Regions from separate parts of the Homo sapiens genome. Here region 1 is linked to region 2. Evidence: read pairs that join two places in POLR2A ChIA-PET (ENCODE). Cell type or tissue: MCF 10A. All regions are shown on one strand. Each heading gives the region's core, and the rest is flanking DNA. Links, peaks and the distances in the headings are about the cores only. Region 1 overlaps RAPGEF4 (Rap guanine nucleotide exchange factor 4). Region 2 overlaps MAP3K20 (mitogen-activated protein kinase kinase kinase 20).

Region 1 (8,342 bases), core at 29-8,028, 160 kb after region 2:
TTGTTTTTGGAGGGACAATATGTGAACTTGTGAGACTAGAATAGGCTGGAACACACTCTGGAAAATGCTGACTTATTAAAAAAAATAGAGGCATGTCTGGAATTTAAAGAATTTTGGATATCTCTTCATCAAATATTTGCTAAGTACTTAAATCACTGAGAAATGGCATGAGGCCCCACACAAGGGAGCTCTAAAATCCAGTGCCCCTTCAGAGCAGCAATGCTCCTAATTGCCGAAAAGTGAACACAACAGACAAATGTCTGTCAACTGATAAATGGATAAACAAAATGTAGTCTATTTATAGAATGGAATATTACATGGCCATAAAAATAAATGAAGTACTGGTACAAGCTATAATATGGTCAACCTTGAAAACATTATGCTAAGTGAAAGAAACCAGACGCAAAAGGCCTCATACTGTATGATTCCACTCATATGAAACATCCAGAGTAAATCTGAAGACAAAGAAAGCAGATTCGTGGTTGCCAGAGGTTGGAGGGAGAGGAGAAGAAGAAGTGACTGCTAATGAGTTCAGAGTTTCTTTTAGGGATGAGGAGAATGTTCTGAAGTTAGATAGTGATGATGGTTATCTATACAACTTTGTAAATATACTAAAAATCACTGGATTCTGCACTTTAAAAGAATGAATTTTATAATATGTGTATTTTGTGTCATTAAAAGATCCAACACCCCACCATACCAAATGGTTACCCCTTTCATATTATAGGAATTGAGATGAACACAACCATTTCTTGTCGACAATTATATTTAGTGAAGATACTAGATGTTATTTACAGAAGATATACATACATACAATTCCTACACATTAAATGTAGTCTAATTGTGAAAACAGGAAAAAATGTACTTCAAAATTACGTACTAAATAAAATAAATAAAAAGTAATTATTTGGCACAGTATCTATTATGTAGCAAATAAATAACTCCATACCATTGATTGAATGAACTATTTACAATCTTTGAAAGTGCAAAACAATTACTGAAAATTAAGATATTTGTAATAACATTTAAGTCCAGAAAATATGTTTTCATCAGGTACAATAAATTTGTAGCCAATAGTAAAGGTTTTTAATGCCCAGGAAAATATTTCAATTTTGAAAAATGTTTTATGCATATTGTGCTCTTCTGAAATGTTATTTTCTACTTTAACGCTGGCAAATTTAAGAATCTTGGCATTTCTTAGTGGAATTCTTATGTATATAATCCTGATTTGTAAATTTTGAAAAGTTACATTGTAAACATAAATATTATTCTATATACATTCAGAAATTACAGACCAGTCCTCCCTAAATTACATAAACAGCCATAATGTTTCATAATAATGTGGTCAGGTTCTATTCCTTCAGAGGTAAGACAATGAAGATGGAAGAATACAACCTATAATTTGGACTTCTATAGATTCCTCAACACCTTCCCGAAACCCCAGGCTCCAAATCAAGATGTTGAGTTAAAATTTTATCCAAATCTATCCCATTTGTAGCACATCTCATCCCATAAACACTCTTAGAAAAAAATGTCAGGGGCTTGCTAGTTCTCTTGACAAGGCTATTTCTACCAAACTCTTCACGTGGGCCTTATTCAACACTTCAGCAAAGAAGATGGCACAAGTGGAAATGAAACAGGGTAGCCACAAACTGGGGATTCCTAAGCTAGAGTGTGTAAGCTTTAGGCATGTCAAATAATTCCTTCTCTTGCTAGGTAGCTGGTAAGCTGAATGCAGCCCTGAGGTGTCTCAGGATGTGTTTTTGCTTGTTTTGTAGAATTCTCTAGTGGCAATACAGTCAGTAGTAGCATAAATGGCATTTTTGAAAGATTGTGGACTGGAGACAAACTGTTGCTTTGGGCATTTGAAATGTCTATGGTCGACGAGGCTCTAATCTGTGTGACATCTGTGATAAAGTTCTCTGGTTGTCAATCACATTTAATTGCCGTACATAACTCCGGACATCCTGATGGTTCTTATTAGCTTGAGCTGCATCAGGATCTGTTGAAAGAGGAAAGGGCAGAATTGGCATTGTGTAATATATGTATATAAGATACAATCTTACTTCTCCAATTATTTATTACATTTATCATAGGTTCCTGGGTTCCCTCAAGACCTTTCAACACACCACAATCATTGAAACGTTTCCACTTGGTTGTTCCATCTCCTCCTTCCTACCCTCCAATTTTCTTTTCTTCCCTGGAATCACCTCTTTTGATCATTCTCCTTTGAATTGCACGTTGTAAAAAAAAAATGGCACCAAATTAAAAGGGAAGCATGTGTCTGATAGCCCCTGGGTATAGATTAAAATTGTTTCCCTTTCCAGAGGTCTCTGTGTCTCACACTCTGTGTCTCTGCCTCCTTTGATCCAGATGAAGACTAATGTCAAAAGACAGTTTTTATTAGCCCCTCACAAAAGCGCTTAACATCTGGGCCAAACTGAAGCAAGCCAGTGAGACTACAGAGTCCTGACTCCCCTCTTTACTTGCACACAGTATACAGCATTACTATACCGACTGTATGTTCTTAGAGACTGTCCATATTCAGAAAAAACCCAACTCACAGGCTGAAGTTATGACTTCTGCTAGACGTTTGATTCTTTAATGCTATCTGCTCTGAAAACTCAGCTACCATTCTATTCTGATGCACATCCCAAGCATGTGAGCAACTGAGGTTAACCAATTTAATGAAGATCAGGGCTGAATGATGAGCCAATGCACTCAGCCCTCGCAGGGAACATACATGAATAAGGAAAGCCAGACCAGAAGGTGGTGAACTGGAAACACAGGTCCCTCTGGAAGTGATGACCTGGCTTCTGCATGTTGCTGCCACGGGGAATCTGTGCCTAGAGTTGCCAGATCTTCCTTTTTTTTTTTTTTTTTTGTTAAGAAATGGGAAATCTGGATTTCTTCTTCGTGAATTCTCCCAATTTTAAAATGGTGACATTATTTCAAAATAAAAGGGAAAAAAATGCTCTCTTTAGACCCAACACCTCTGTGGGCCACCTCCATTTCAAGCATCACTGGGTAGGGCCTCTGGTCTAAGGGGACACCCGGAGTGGCAGAGCCAGACCCTGGCTCCTGACCGGGGTTTCCACCACAGTACACTGCCTTCTGCAGTCTGGTTGCTCCTGCTAGATCCACACAGCACTCCCAAAGACAATTAGAATGCCATCTGCACAAGGGGTGAAGGGGAGTGTTGCAGGTCTGAAGGCAGAAAAGCAGAGAGAAGACATACATGCCCCTGCCCCCTGTGAGAAGAAACTCATCAGTATAATTATCACATAGAAATAATACCACAGCGAACTGCAGAGCACATTGTGTTTAATTTCCTCTGCTTCTCACTGGCAGTGTACTCTACACGTACAATATACTGTAATTACATTGTACACATTCCCACAGTGTTTGTGAATCTATTCCTATAGCTTTATCTATAGATTGTTGACTTCAGAGCTGAGCAGCTGTTGTTTACCAGCAGTTACTGATAACTTCAACAAATGCAGTGGAGTTTTTTCTTTTTAAATACATTTTCCCCTTGGCTTCTCTAGGAGGTGACATAGAAGAATGCAAGATTTACTTCCAAAGAAGCTCATAAAACAAAGCATATTATTTTATGGTTCTTGAGCCTCACTGAAAACCTTCTTAAGGCTATAAACCCCCTCAGGCACACACGATTTGGCATATAATTTCAGGGTCCCCTTTTATCCCCGCTGCTGGATTTGGGATTATAAACTCCGGTTGTAACTGGTGTCACTTATCTATTCTTGTTTCCACTTGTACAACTGCTTTATGATCACATCTTTAAACACAACGTAAATTAATAGATGAAAACACATGAGACACTTTAATTCTGGCTGAATCCACATAAGAATAGTTGATGATATTGCAAGACTATTCACATTTTGGAAGTCAGAGAAGGCACAGTCATTTGAATCAGTTGCTCCCCAAATCAATGTCATTTTTCTTATATTTTTCCTCCCTATTCATTAAAAAATGAACATTTAGTAGTTCTGGTGTCCCATGTTAGCAAATCTGGCCATGAGCCAGTCCTGCTCTAGGAAGAACAAACAACTCTGACTAATAAAACAAGAACATCATAGTCTCTTAGCACTCGGTTTATTGGAGGAGACGGTACTGGTAGCCTCAGATTCATGTCTATGTCATAGTATCATATTGAGTTAATGAGATAAATTTCTTCAAGTGAGTCATACAATGAGCTTAGCAAAAACCTTTAGTGTTCACCTTCTCATTTCCAGACCAGATTGAGGGAGCCAAAGCTCCACCCCCACCACCAAAGTCCCAGCCCAGAAGAAACAGTAGCACTGGTCTAGTATGACCATCTGGTGCTATGATGCAACTTAACTCCCAACAGACTAAAATTGTTATTTATTATTAGTAATTTTTTTATATTAAAGTATTATACCAGTTCTTGTGATAGATGTTCAGATTTTAAAAGAGCACCTCAAATTCATGTGGGAATACTAGAAATATAATATGAAATCCTGTTTTTGGACCTTTTACGAATGTGCTATAAACATTAATGCATTCTTGCAACACCCTGAAAGACAATAAATATTATCTTTCCTGGTTTATAATTGACTGAACTGAGTCATCAAGGGCTGATGTGAGTTTCTCAACATGGAGCAATGAGTCATAAAGAGAGTTGGTTTGAGGCAGGATTTGTTGGCAGTCGTACTTTAGTTGTCTCCAGCTGCACTGGATAGAGCAAATTAAATCTCTTTAAATTCATTCACAAAATAATATTCCTATGGTGATTTTCTAGTTTCACAACAATGTAAATATGTTCTAGTTTAAAACAGCAAAAAAAATCTTTAAACTCAAGGCCCCTATCTCATGGAATTCATGGTCCAAAGTGTCTCTGACACAGTCAGATATTTCCCAGGCTCCAAGGGTGTCTCAATGGCCTCATTAAGAAGACCTTAATCACCAACATCTACATTGTAAGAGGTGGCAGCACTTAACTTACTGAAGGGTTGGCTCCTGTAGTATCTCACTGTTCTGGCCGTATTTGCAATCATGCGCTAAAAGGAATATAGAAAAAAGAAAGATAGAAATTCAAGTAAGCGTAGAGTACAATCCAAAAAGGAAAACAAACCATTTCTGCAATACTTGGTACCATGAGAAGTGACATGTTCTGAGATGTTGACTATCTGAAGGCAACTAGCTGATGTATAACTTGTTTAATTATTTCAAAGGGGTACCCACATACATACAAGGCATTTTCAGGTAAGGAATATTAATGGCATAACTCTCATAATTGTTGGCATATTCCCCATGATGTAAAAAACATCTATCATGCCTGAGACTGTACATTAGTGCTTTTTCACCATCCTTTCTTGAGGTTGCCATGAATTTGTAAGAGAATCTGTAACTATCCTAGATGTGGAGAAGGGTTAGCTTATCAAGTTCCTCACAGTAAATAAGACTCACTAATGAGGTATGAGATTTTATTGGCTGAACAGCAAGTCAAAATATTCTACCTTCACATTTTTGCTACACACTCTGTATTACTGACCTCTCTAATCTTCCAGCAAAAGTTTGCATTTTAATGTTAATCCTGATGATTTGATTCCCTCCTTCCCTCCCTTCTTCCTCCTTTCTGATTATAACACTAACATATACACATCTTAGAAATTCAGAAAACAGGCCAGGTGCAGTGGCTCACGCCTGTAATCCCAGCACTTTGGGAGGCCGAGGCGGGTGGATCACGAGGTCAGGAGATCGAGACCATCCTGGCTAACACGGTGAAACCCCCTCTCTACTAAAAATACAAAAAATTAGCCGGGCGTGGTGGCAGGCGCCTGTAGTCCCAGCTACTTGGGAGGCTGAGGCAGGAGAATGGCGTGAACCTGGGAGGTGGAGCTTGCAGTGAGCCGAGATCGCGCCACTGCACTCCAGCCTGGGCGACAGAGTGAGACTCCGTCTCAAGAAAAAAAAAAAAAGAAATTCAGAAAATACAGAAAATGTTAAGAGCAAAGTAAAAATCACTTAGAATATTACTTCACAGAGTAATCTTGTTAATATTTCGGCATATAGCCTTCTTATATTTAAAAATATATAAAAACATGTTTTTAAAAGATTTGAATTCATATAGTACATACATATTTTATTTTGATTTGAAATTTTTCACATTGCATTGTGACTATTTTCCATGCCATTTGCATTTTAAAACATTTTTTAAAAAGCATGTATTCAACCAAATGGACAGATTATAATTGATTTGACCTTTTAAAATTTGGTCACTAAGTGATCATCTTAACTTCTTTGTAAAGTTTTGGTTGCAATAAAGACTTAAAAGGGAATCTTTTGTGCTGAGCTCAATTAAAAACAAAAGAAAAGAGAAAAGAAAATGGACAGAAACAGAGACTCCTATCCCCTGGGGAAAAACACTGATGAGACCTACGCTCCATTTCTTAGCCAGAATGTCACGGTATTTGAACAATAGCTGGCACTCCTGGTCACTATGTATGTTTCAGGACACTTTACTGCTCAGGCTCTAAAGGGGGTCCTGTGGAGATAATAGATTAATTACAACACTAGCAGAAAATTGATAAGGCTCCACCCAGGGAAAGAGACTCCCCGATCTCTGAGCAGCTATGTAATTCTAGTCAACCCTTTCTTCTCTCACGGACCCTTGGCTTGCCAAAGTATAAGAAAATGACTTTGAGAAAGCTTACATAGTGTAAAAAAAAATCATAGATGAGTCAAGGCCTTACAAATATATTATCTGCAAGCATCATAATACCTCACTGAATACTACTGCTTTGAGGACTCTAGCAAGCCTGAAGTGACATGTACCTGCATTGGATAATTTCGCACACAAAGAGGCAATTGGAAAAGTTAGAACTTCACTTCATCAAAGATCGTGAAAACTGACACATCCATCTGTTGATCAGCATGAGAAACATATCACAAATCCCTCCCAGAAAATGTAACGTACAATGTATAATTAGCCCTTGATATATGGAGCCGTGAAATAAATAGTAACTATGATAACTTCCCTGCTAATTTACTTTTAAGTTGTTTTTTCACTTCTCTAAAGGCTTTGCATCTGAAGGGCACAAGTATATTCCATGTAGAATTATTGTAATTCTTCAGATATTGAATGGAGTGTAATTACCGAAAACCCTGGGAAATGCTGCCAGTATGCCCCTCTGAAGAATAATAAAACAATTAGCAGGGGTCAGAAACCTCTTCCTATACCATTTTGTAGGGAGTAATTGTTCTGCTTTTTAGTTTTGAAAGCTAAAACATTTCATTCTGACTTTGGTTTTATGCTACTCTTTAAAGCTATACTCTGAGACTTCATAATTTTTAGCTCATGTAGTTTAAAATGTGAGAACAATTGTTTAAATCAGTAATTTCCAGCCCTGAAGTTCATTCTACCTTTCTAAATCTTTGATTAATTTTAACAATGGTTTTAATTTTGACGTATCCTTTTTAATTGTTCTCAAAGATAACTTCAGTTTAACTTCGAAATCCAAATCTGGCTTCACAGCGAGGTCCATTCTTTTCCTTTGTGAGGTCCGGACAATAATGTTTAATGGTGTGAACCCACAGTGATGATGTGTGAATCTAACTAGCATTCCCGGTCAATGCATAGTTACAAATGCTTTCACAAGGCCAAAGAAGGGTTAACTTAATATTTTAACTTCACCTCCTTTTGCACCCATTAACACATGTAATATTAAGCAGTTACTGACAACTACACCCAACTACAAGGCACTCTCCTGAGTTGCTGAAAGAGACTTCAGGAGTCACCTCCTTGAACCATCTCCAGAGTGCATAATGCTTTTTCTACAGCCTGCCTATAAACAGTGGCTCTCCCACTGTTTGAATGCATCCAGCAATGAGTAACTCATTACCTCCAAAAATAGCCTGTTTCATTGTTAGACATCTCTGATTATTAAAACTTATCATTTTGAGTTAAAGTCTTTCTCCTTTTACTTTTCGCTCATTTATCCTTGGAGCTCATAATGCATTTGCATAAGACTCCCACGGGCACCATGACAGTTTACAAATGCCACGGCAATGACCCAACAGCAAACATGTTTAATTTCTTTTTAACAGGACAAGTCTTCAAATACTTGGATATAACTGTTATGGATATCTTCACACCCCCAGATCTTTTCTTGTTCAGCCTAAATATTCTCAATTTCTTCAACAATTCTTCATAAGACAGTTTTGGTTCTCTTCCAAACCGTCTCTAGTATGGTGCCCTAGACTAAACAAATTGTAAAGTGCAGAGAAATTATGATCTTTCTTCTTTCCTTGATCTAGATGATGCTATACTGGGCCTACAGTTAAAAAGAAGTCATGCC
Region 2 (8,335 bases), core at 336-8,335:
AATTATAAATTTATACTTAATTCCTGAAAATGTTATGCCATTTAAAATAGGAAAGAATGCTAAAATTTGATTAGACTTGAATAATATATCAGCATGTAAGCTCAAGGTTAGTGTATAACCAGTGAAATGCTTAAAAATAATTTTTATATTCCTCTAAATACAAGACTTGGGAGAAAACAAGATACTGCCTAGGTGTAATAAATACTGAAAGCTTGTCCAGAGAGAATCTTTTTCCAATATTTTGCTGCCCATGATCATAACACTAAATTGAGTACGAAATATTAATGCTTCTCATTTGCATGTCATCATGGTTAGCTCCATTTTAGAAGGAAAACATGGTTAAGTTCTGACACATCAAAGACTCTGTTAGTCAGTGAGCTGCTGGAGTTACAGTTATTAATGACTGAGTGACTAGAAGGAGTTAATCAGCACCGAGGTGCATGTTCTGAGACTGAGCAGATGGTGTGAAAATACATCGGATTTTATTATTGTAATTCTAATATATAAACACACTGACAGAATAACAGTTCTTAAGGAAGGAGCCAGAAATAGGATAAGCTTTTCTTTTAAATCTCTGGCATTTTATTAATTGAAATTAGGTATGAACGCTGCTTGAGTCCACACGCGGGCCCTTTAATACACGGGCGCGAGGCAGGAAATGAGGAGGGGGCGGCGGGAGGCAGGGGAAGAGGTGCCATGCTGCCATGCTCAGCTGCGCAGCCTAGAGCCGCATGTGGAAAGACGGCGAAGGGGGAGGGTACTCACCGGGGTGTTGGACTGCTCTGTCAGCTTTTGCTCCCACATCTTTAAACGTCTTTCTCGTTCTTTAAGCTCCTGCTCCTTAAAGCTGAGATCACGCTCTAGTTTCTTTAGCCTCTCAAGAGTTGCCTCAATTTCGCACCTGCACGGGGATAGCTGGTGTAAGTCTCAACTTTACTTAAGAGACATCAAGCGCTTAGTGGGTCCATCAGAATGCTAATCAAAGTAAAAGACACATGCTGGTGCTTTAAAATCAACCAGGTAACTGCCGGAGGAGAAGGAATCTTTCATGTCCTTAAATATCAAGGGTAGTTTCTAGCTTGGAAAAATAAGCTCAAAATATTTCAACAAAGTGTTGAAGGGCCACTGGGGTGCAGCATAACCTATGGAGCTGGTGTCCTGGTACAGCCATTTAGTAAATGCTTACATTTATCTAGCTTTTTACAGTTCATAAGTGATGTTATATATGATCTCATCTTATTCCCATTAACAGTCCCAAGAAACAGGTATTAATCTCATAGTATAGGTGGGAAAATGATATTCAGGTTAGGTGGTCAACAACACACCATCAGTAAGTGGTTGAGATGACACTTTAGGCTACACATTGGCTGAGTAACCCAAGCAATCAATTGACTAACCTGTCTCAGTTTCCTTGGTTGTAAGGGGTGGTGGTTATAGTACATTAGGGTTCTCCTACCTGCCTGATCCTTAGACTTACATAGGCAACTTGTTTTTTAAAAAAAAAACACACCAGAACCCAGCAAAACATGGATTTCTAGGACCCTTCCTTAGAGCTCATGAGTCAGTAGGCCTGGGTGGGACCCTGGAATTTTCATTATTTTATAAAAGACCCGAGTAATTTTTACAATCAAGCAAGTGTAGAAAACCCTGGGCCAGATGAACTCTAAGGTTCCTTTTAATTCTAATAATTTTTAAAGGAAGTTATCCCCTTTGTGCCTATAGGCCAACCAACCTCACCACTTGGAACCATGTGCCATGTTACAGAAATCTGTTCTTCACAGAAAGTGGAACTGGTACCATGGCTCAGCACAAATGTTTTTCTCCTTTAGGGCTGTTGCAATGTTTAAGTCTAAATCTATGTTTTGAAAACTGGAAGCTCTTTCCCTTGAGTTTCTGAAAAGCCTTTAAGTAAGCCACAATACTGAGAGAATGAGGGAGAGGGGAGAGGGAAGTCAAGGCTAGAGAAGGCACTGGAGAGAAGGATGCAGAAGAAGATGGGAACTGGGTGACTATTGCAGAATAGCTGCTGGGTGCTGCCAGCTACTGCTTCCAGGTGCCACTGAGGCAATCCTGTGTTGTGATGGCATAATCATGATTGAGACGTTGACTATGGAAGGTAGAAGCCCCCACATCTAAGTTAATGAATATATGTAACCAAAGTCTGCCTTTTTCTTTCTAGGGAGAATAAGAGTAAGTGAACAGTTTACTCTTACTGGAACATTCCAATGCTCTTACAGATAATAACTAAGTGAATGAAAACAAAAAGTTCAGGCATTCACTGGCAAAATCCAACTCTGAACAGGTATGGAGGTGGGTCTGGATTTGGCTCAACATTTCACTTCGCTACTCGTCTGAAATGCACCTCAGAGCAAGGGAGGCAGCAATCAGGTGTAAGTAGCTTCTGCTGCACTGCCCACAAATATCAACACCCTGTGCCTTTTACTGGTGCCATCTGAAAAATCATAAAAGGCTATAAGTCCCATTACTGTCCCTAAAGAAGGCAGTGAATCAGCAATTTTTCAGAATTATGACTGTACCATAAAATCCAAATTTTATCCCTGATATTTCTGACAAAAATATTATGCCTATGCACGTAAACAAAGTTTTTATTTTTCAATGGAGGACTGAGGGGAAAAAAACGTGAAAAACCTTAGGGTAAATTTTTGTCACAAAAAAAGAAAAGAGTGAGCCATCTTCAGTCAGTGAGGCGGTCAGAAGGCAGCAAGGAGGTGGTGGAGCTGGGTGCCCTCAGTGTGCGATGGCAGAGGCCTGGGGACAGCATCTACACAGCGCTTCTGCCGACCCAGTCCCCACACCCCTGCCAGTGAGACAGATTGACTGATGTTCTTTTAGACCAGGGTAAATGGCCACTACATTCTATTTCACTTGTAATTTAAGCCAAAGATGCATCTCAAGTTCCAGCTTTGAGAGCCTACTGCGATTTTGAGCACTTCCAGAAAACAGATCAAGAGTTAAATGGACGGAAAGCTGTGACACAGAAACAAACACCAAGTAAATCTCCTTCCTCAATCTGTCTCTCAGGCTCAGCTTTCCAACAGCACTCCCAACACTGCAGAGTCAAATCGTGTGTGAGGTTATATGCCATTAGAGATGTAACCCCAACCTGGAGATGACAAAAAAAACAGCTGCTCCCTTGGTTTTTTTGGTGCATTGTTGTGCATCAAATGCATTTGTTGATATATTTATATAAACTTCTTGTTCTAAAAATATAGTTTAAATGTCTTAGTTGATGAAAATTATGGTCTTCTTGTAAGCCAAATCCAATCAAGGTCAATGTCAACTAGTATCAATTTTCCATATGCCAAAAACAGGCAATGAACCGTAATTATCTTCTTTCCTCAGATAGAAACTTACTTTGAAATAAAAGGTCAATTTGTAAAAAGAGTGATATAGAATATATATTACATGATAAATGTATAATCTGTTTATTAAATGTGTTATATATTACATGATTTGTGCAATTGCAAAGGTTACATTTTTGATCTCTGGTTTTTTAAGAACGCACGTCATGGTGAGAGTACTTTGGTCACCACGGGAAACACAACCAACCAAGTGTTTTGCCAAGAGACACAGATCGGAACGCTCATCACAACACTGCATGGCTCATTCAGTGCAGGTTGCCACAGGTCTACAGTCACATGGTTAATGAAAATCCAAAACAGGACCAACAGGATGACACATTTTCTGTTCTTAATGCTCATTGCCATTATTGCTAGTAAGTCAATGGGAGGAGAAATAAGCTGAAGATCTGATGACTGAGGAAAAGTCTGACACTAGATTTTGTTCCTATCATTTATTAGGTCAAAGGAAAGAACACAGTTTATGTGGTTTTTAATAATGTAGTTTTAAAAAGAATTTCAGAATAACCATTCAGTTTTCTAAAAATACAAGTTGCATCTGGTCTGTATGTAGAGGAAGCTCTGCCAGAAAATAATCATTTGCCAGAAACACCACAGCAGGATTGGAATCAGGCTGCACTGTGATCACGGTGACTCTAATTTACTAAAACACTCTTTGGACACTAGTCATGTGGTTTCAGACACTAGATAAAAGTTGGGGGGAAAGGGGAGTAGTCTGAATGTGTTGTCTTTTGAAATGTTGAGATTATCTGATAAAAACATATAATTCTTTTCAGCAGTTTACATATTGAGTTAGACACCTTAATAACCTAAAATGATCATGCCCTGTAATATTTCTCTTAGCTAAAAAGGAATTCAGTCAAGTGAATATTGCATGCTAATGAGAAGACAGCACAACAACGGCCACAAGTCTAGTAACCGCACTGTACAGCATGGGTGCAAGGGCAGGCCTGTGCTACCAGACCACCTGGGTTCTGTTACTGTATTCTGTACTGGGTTCTGTTCTCAGTTCTGTATGATTTTGAGCAAGTTACTCAATTTACCTTTGCATCTGTGATATAATTTAGGGTTGCTATGGGGATTAAAAAAGAAAATCTAAATGAAGTACAGGCATCTGGTAAGAACCTAATAAGTGACAACTGTGTTTATTATTAAAATTACTATTACAGTCCTGTTTTTAACCAATTGCCTGCTTCAGTGAAAACAGCTCTACTGCTTCTCAAACTGTGGTTTACTGGTTCAGGTCAAGATATATATTCTCTCTCCAGCTCTCAGAACAGGATTAACAGTTCCTGAAAGATGAGGAGGCCCCTTAGGCAACTGTACGCCTTTTACTAAAATACTTCACTGTCTTGTATCTCCTTTTCCCCCCCGTTCTCAATCATCAATTTTATTTCCCTCACTTTCATCTTCAAGCATTTTAAAAATTGAATTTATCATCCAACTAGTCCATGTTTAATGTGGAAGAAGTAGGGAATAAAGATATACAAATAAAAAACACTCTCTATAATCCCATTACCCAGTGATAACACTGACTTTTTGATACTTTTCTCTGTGTACATATACACAATAATATATATTTATTTTATAAAAAATAGAAACATTCTAAACAAACTAGACTGTAGGGTCTACTTTGAAATCATTTATCAGATCTGTGATTTTAGGAATGATCATATTCTGTATATGGAGATACCATCATTTTAAATTTATTTTAATTCTCTGTTTATTGCACTTTATACCATTTCTGGTTTACCCTTTTCAGTGATGTTTTGCTGAATAAGTGTCCCTACATTTTTGCACAGCCTTCTCATTTCTTTTCTTTTTTTTTTTTTTTTTTTGAATAGGATCTCACTCTGTAGCCCAGGCTGGAGTGTCGTGGCCAGATCTCGGCTCAATGCAGCTTTGACCTCCCCAGCTCAAGTGATCCTCCCACCTCAGCCTCCCGAGTTGAGTAACTGGGACCACAGGTTAGAGTCACAATGCCCAGCTAATTTTTAAATTGTGAGTAGAGATGAGGTCTACGTTGCTCAGGCTAGTCTTGAACTTCTGGGCTCAAGCAGTCTTTCACTTCGGCCTCCCAAAGTGTTGGGATTACAGGTGTGAGCTACCACGCCTGGCCTTGTTGACATACTTTAAAAGACTCCCTATCTTGGTATTAAAATCTTACTAATCCCTTCGGTAATAGATCAAATAGCATTTTCTCCAAAATCCTTTTACTATGTCCTTGGACTAGATCAGATTTCATGGCCATATGCTCTCAGACATCTAGTATATTTCTCTGTCATAATACTTGTCAAAATAGAAATGCGATAGTTTTGAATATATTTAATAGTTTAACATTGGACACTCGGGCTGGAGAGCTCCACATGCCCTGGGACTCTTGTGCTCATCGCTACAGCCCAGTACCCGAATGGCAACAGTCGTTCTCACACCAGCAGAAGTTCAATGAATGGATAATGAATGAATGAACATAAGAAGTACTTTTGTCATGGCAAACATACATATTTATATTCTCTTGTATAATATCACAATCTCTTTTTATATTATTACCACCATGGTAATTTTCTCTCTTGCTTCCCCAAATATTTACGGAGCAAATGCTGTGTTCAAGGCACATTTTGATGCTGTGAGTGATGAACAAACGTGATTGTCTGCCTCTCTTATATTTCAGCCCGTGAGACACACATTAAACAACTAACTGCCGAATTACTTCTTTTTTTTTGAGACGGAGTCTTGCTGTGTCGCCCAGGCTGGAGTGCAGTGGCGCGATCTCAGCTCACTGCAACCTCTGCCTCCCGGGTTCACGCCATTCTCCTGCCTCAGCCTCCCAAGTAGCTGGGACTACAGGCACCCGCCACCATGCCTGGCTAATTTTTTGTATTTTTAGTAGAGATGGGGTTTCACCGTGTTAGCCAGTATGGTCTCGATCTCCTGACGTTGATCCACCTGACTTGGCCTCCCAAAGTGCTGGGATTACAGGCGTGAGCCACTGTGCCTGGCCCGAATTACTTCTTAATTCCAATAGCAGCAAAGCCTATGAAGGAGATGCTCTCAGAGCACATAAAGTGGAACCTGATCTGGCCTGGGGTCAGGAAGTGTTTCCCTGCAGACGTGTTATTCAACTGCCATGTGAATGATGAACAGGAGTTAAGGTGGGGTGTGACGGCAGGCGTGGTACACAGCTGAAATGGGATAAGCTTCAAAGAGAGGAAACTGCTTGTAAAGATCCTGAAAAGGGGAGAAATACGCATCTGTTGAGGGACTGAAAGCCAGAAATTAAGGGGAGAATGATCTTCTTAAGCTGACACTGGTGAGGCCACAGTAATGAGGGTCTGGTGAGTCTTCTTAAGTATTCTGGTCCTTTTCATTTCTTGAGAATGATTCTTGCTCTGTCACCAGGCTGGGCTTGAACTCCTGGGCTCAAGTAATCCACCAGCCTTGGCCTCCTGAAGTGCTGGGATTACAGGCATGAGCCACTGTGCCAAGTATTCTGGTCTTTGTCTTAAGAGTAATGGGAACTCATATATGGATTTTAAAGGAGAATGATCTGATGACATGTATACTGATCTCTTACTGCAAAAAACAAATATTACTTAAATGTTCTGTTTTGTTAATTATCTCAGCCCAGAAAAAAGTCCCTTATACCTAGACTTGAGCTCACTGTATAATTTTTGTATCCCTAAATAAAAATTCATTTACCTCACTAGCCCTAGATAAGATATTTCAAAGGAATAAAAATAAATAAGGTTATTGTAAAACAACAAACAGAAAGCCCAAAGAAGTATCTAGTAACAGGAGTAAACAACGCAGTAATTTTCAAAGTGCATGCAGTATTCATTTGGCATCAGCAGATGGCGTAAGGCGTCATGTTACTGCCCACGGCTATCGGGAGCAGAGATGAAGTTACCTAAATCTCCGCTGAGTCAGGGGGGGAATAATGTCAGCTTCCAAACATGCTATTTATAGTCATGCATCATGTGACCTGGCTCAAATGTTTCATCCTGGGTTTACTCTTCCACTCATGCAATACAATTTTCTCATTACTAAATTTATTTAACAAGCTTTAATAGGATTTATGATATCAAGTTTTCTTTTAAGAGTATTTTTGATGTCTCCCTATCCCCCTTCACTAGCAGACACAGTGCTCAGCGAATTTCAAGGTAAACAGTATTCTTGTTTCTTACACAACAGAGGACAAAGCTTCCTAACAAAGTAAACACAGAGAAATGTCTGGTAACCATCTTTTGTCTCAGAAGACAGGATTTCAATTTTTTTTTTTTTGAGATGGAGTTTTTCACTCTTGTTGCTCAGGCTGGAGTGCAATGGCATGATCTCGGCTCACTGCAACCTCTGCCTCCAGGTTCAAGTGATTCTCCTGCCTCAGCCTCCTGAGTAGCTGGGATTACAGGCATGTGCCACCACACCTGGCTAATTTTTTGTATTTTTAGTAGAGACAGGGTTTCTCCATGTTGGTCAAGGTGGTCTCAAACTCCTGACCTCAGGTGATCTGCCTGCCTTGGCCTCCCAAAGAGCTGGGATTACAGGCGTGAGCCACCGCGACCGGCCTCAATATTCTTTTCAAATACTTACACAAGGCAACAAGCTTGGAGAAACACTATTTCTTGCTTATGAAATGCAGGACTTATAAGAGTTCCAAAATCATAAAAAAAACCTTTTCTTTTTCCCTAAGCTATGGTCAGAAATCAGGACTGTCATTCAGATCTCTGGTTCACTTCTTCATTGAGACGAGTGATGGTCTTTGAAAGCCAGACGCTGTGGCCTGCTGTCGGGGCTACCCACCTCCACTCCGCCTTGTTGTGTAGGAATGAGTTACACTTGTCAGGAAGGCTCGTGTCATTTGACATGGACTCCAGGATTGAAATGATTTGCTTGAATGATGGCCGTTTCTGAAGAAGAGAAAATAAGTAATCATTCGCTGGGACTTAAGAAAGGAG

The links. ChIA-PET counts read pairs that join two places held together with the same protein. Peaks named below come from ENCODE experiments on the same cell type or tissue, not always from the same donor. Only the 100,000 strongest peaks of a DNase experiment are listed, where the experiment ranks them.
Region 1: POLR2A ChIA-PET joins it to region 2 with 12 read pairs; 3 of 35 experiments call an interaction of 5 or more read pairs at or near these places.

Annotation. Positions count from the first base shown.
Region 1 is chr2:173,045,300-173,053,641 of GRCh38, reverse strand. It overlaps RAPGEF4 (Rap guanine nucleotide exchange factor 4), which reads right to left. Exons shown (of 31, transcript NM_007023.4): 30 at 4,988-5,042; 31 at 749-2,002. The coding sequence ends at 1,875. Among named protein-coding and RNA genes, the nearest start is that of MAP3K20, 26 kb to the left of the region's middle. In MCF 10A, for the core only: no CTCF peak of the experiment used is centred there; DNase peaks (open chromatin) are centred at 4,171 and 4,641.
Region 2 is chr2:173,209,681-173,218,015 of GRCh38, reverse strand. It overlaps MAP3K20 (mitogen-activated protein kinase kinase kinase 20), which reads right to left. Exons shown (of 20, transcript NM_016653.3): 10 at 8,181-8,287; 11 at 766-901. MAP3K20-AS1 (MAP3K20 antisense RNA 1) reads left to right here. Exons shown (of 8, transcript NR_033882.1): 3 at 2,180-2,390; 4 at 3,520-3,736; 5 at 5,225-5,347; 6 at 8,071-8,335. Among named protein-coding and RNA genes, the nearest start is that of MAP3K20-AS1, 68 kb to the left of the region's middle. In MCF 10A, for the core only: a CTCF peak has its summit at 7,223; DNase peaks (open chromatin) are centred at 3,615 and 7,295.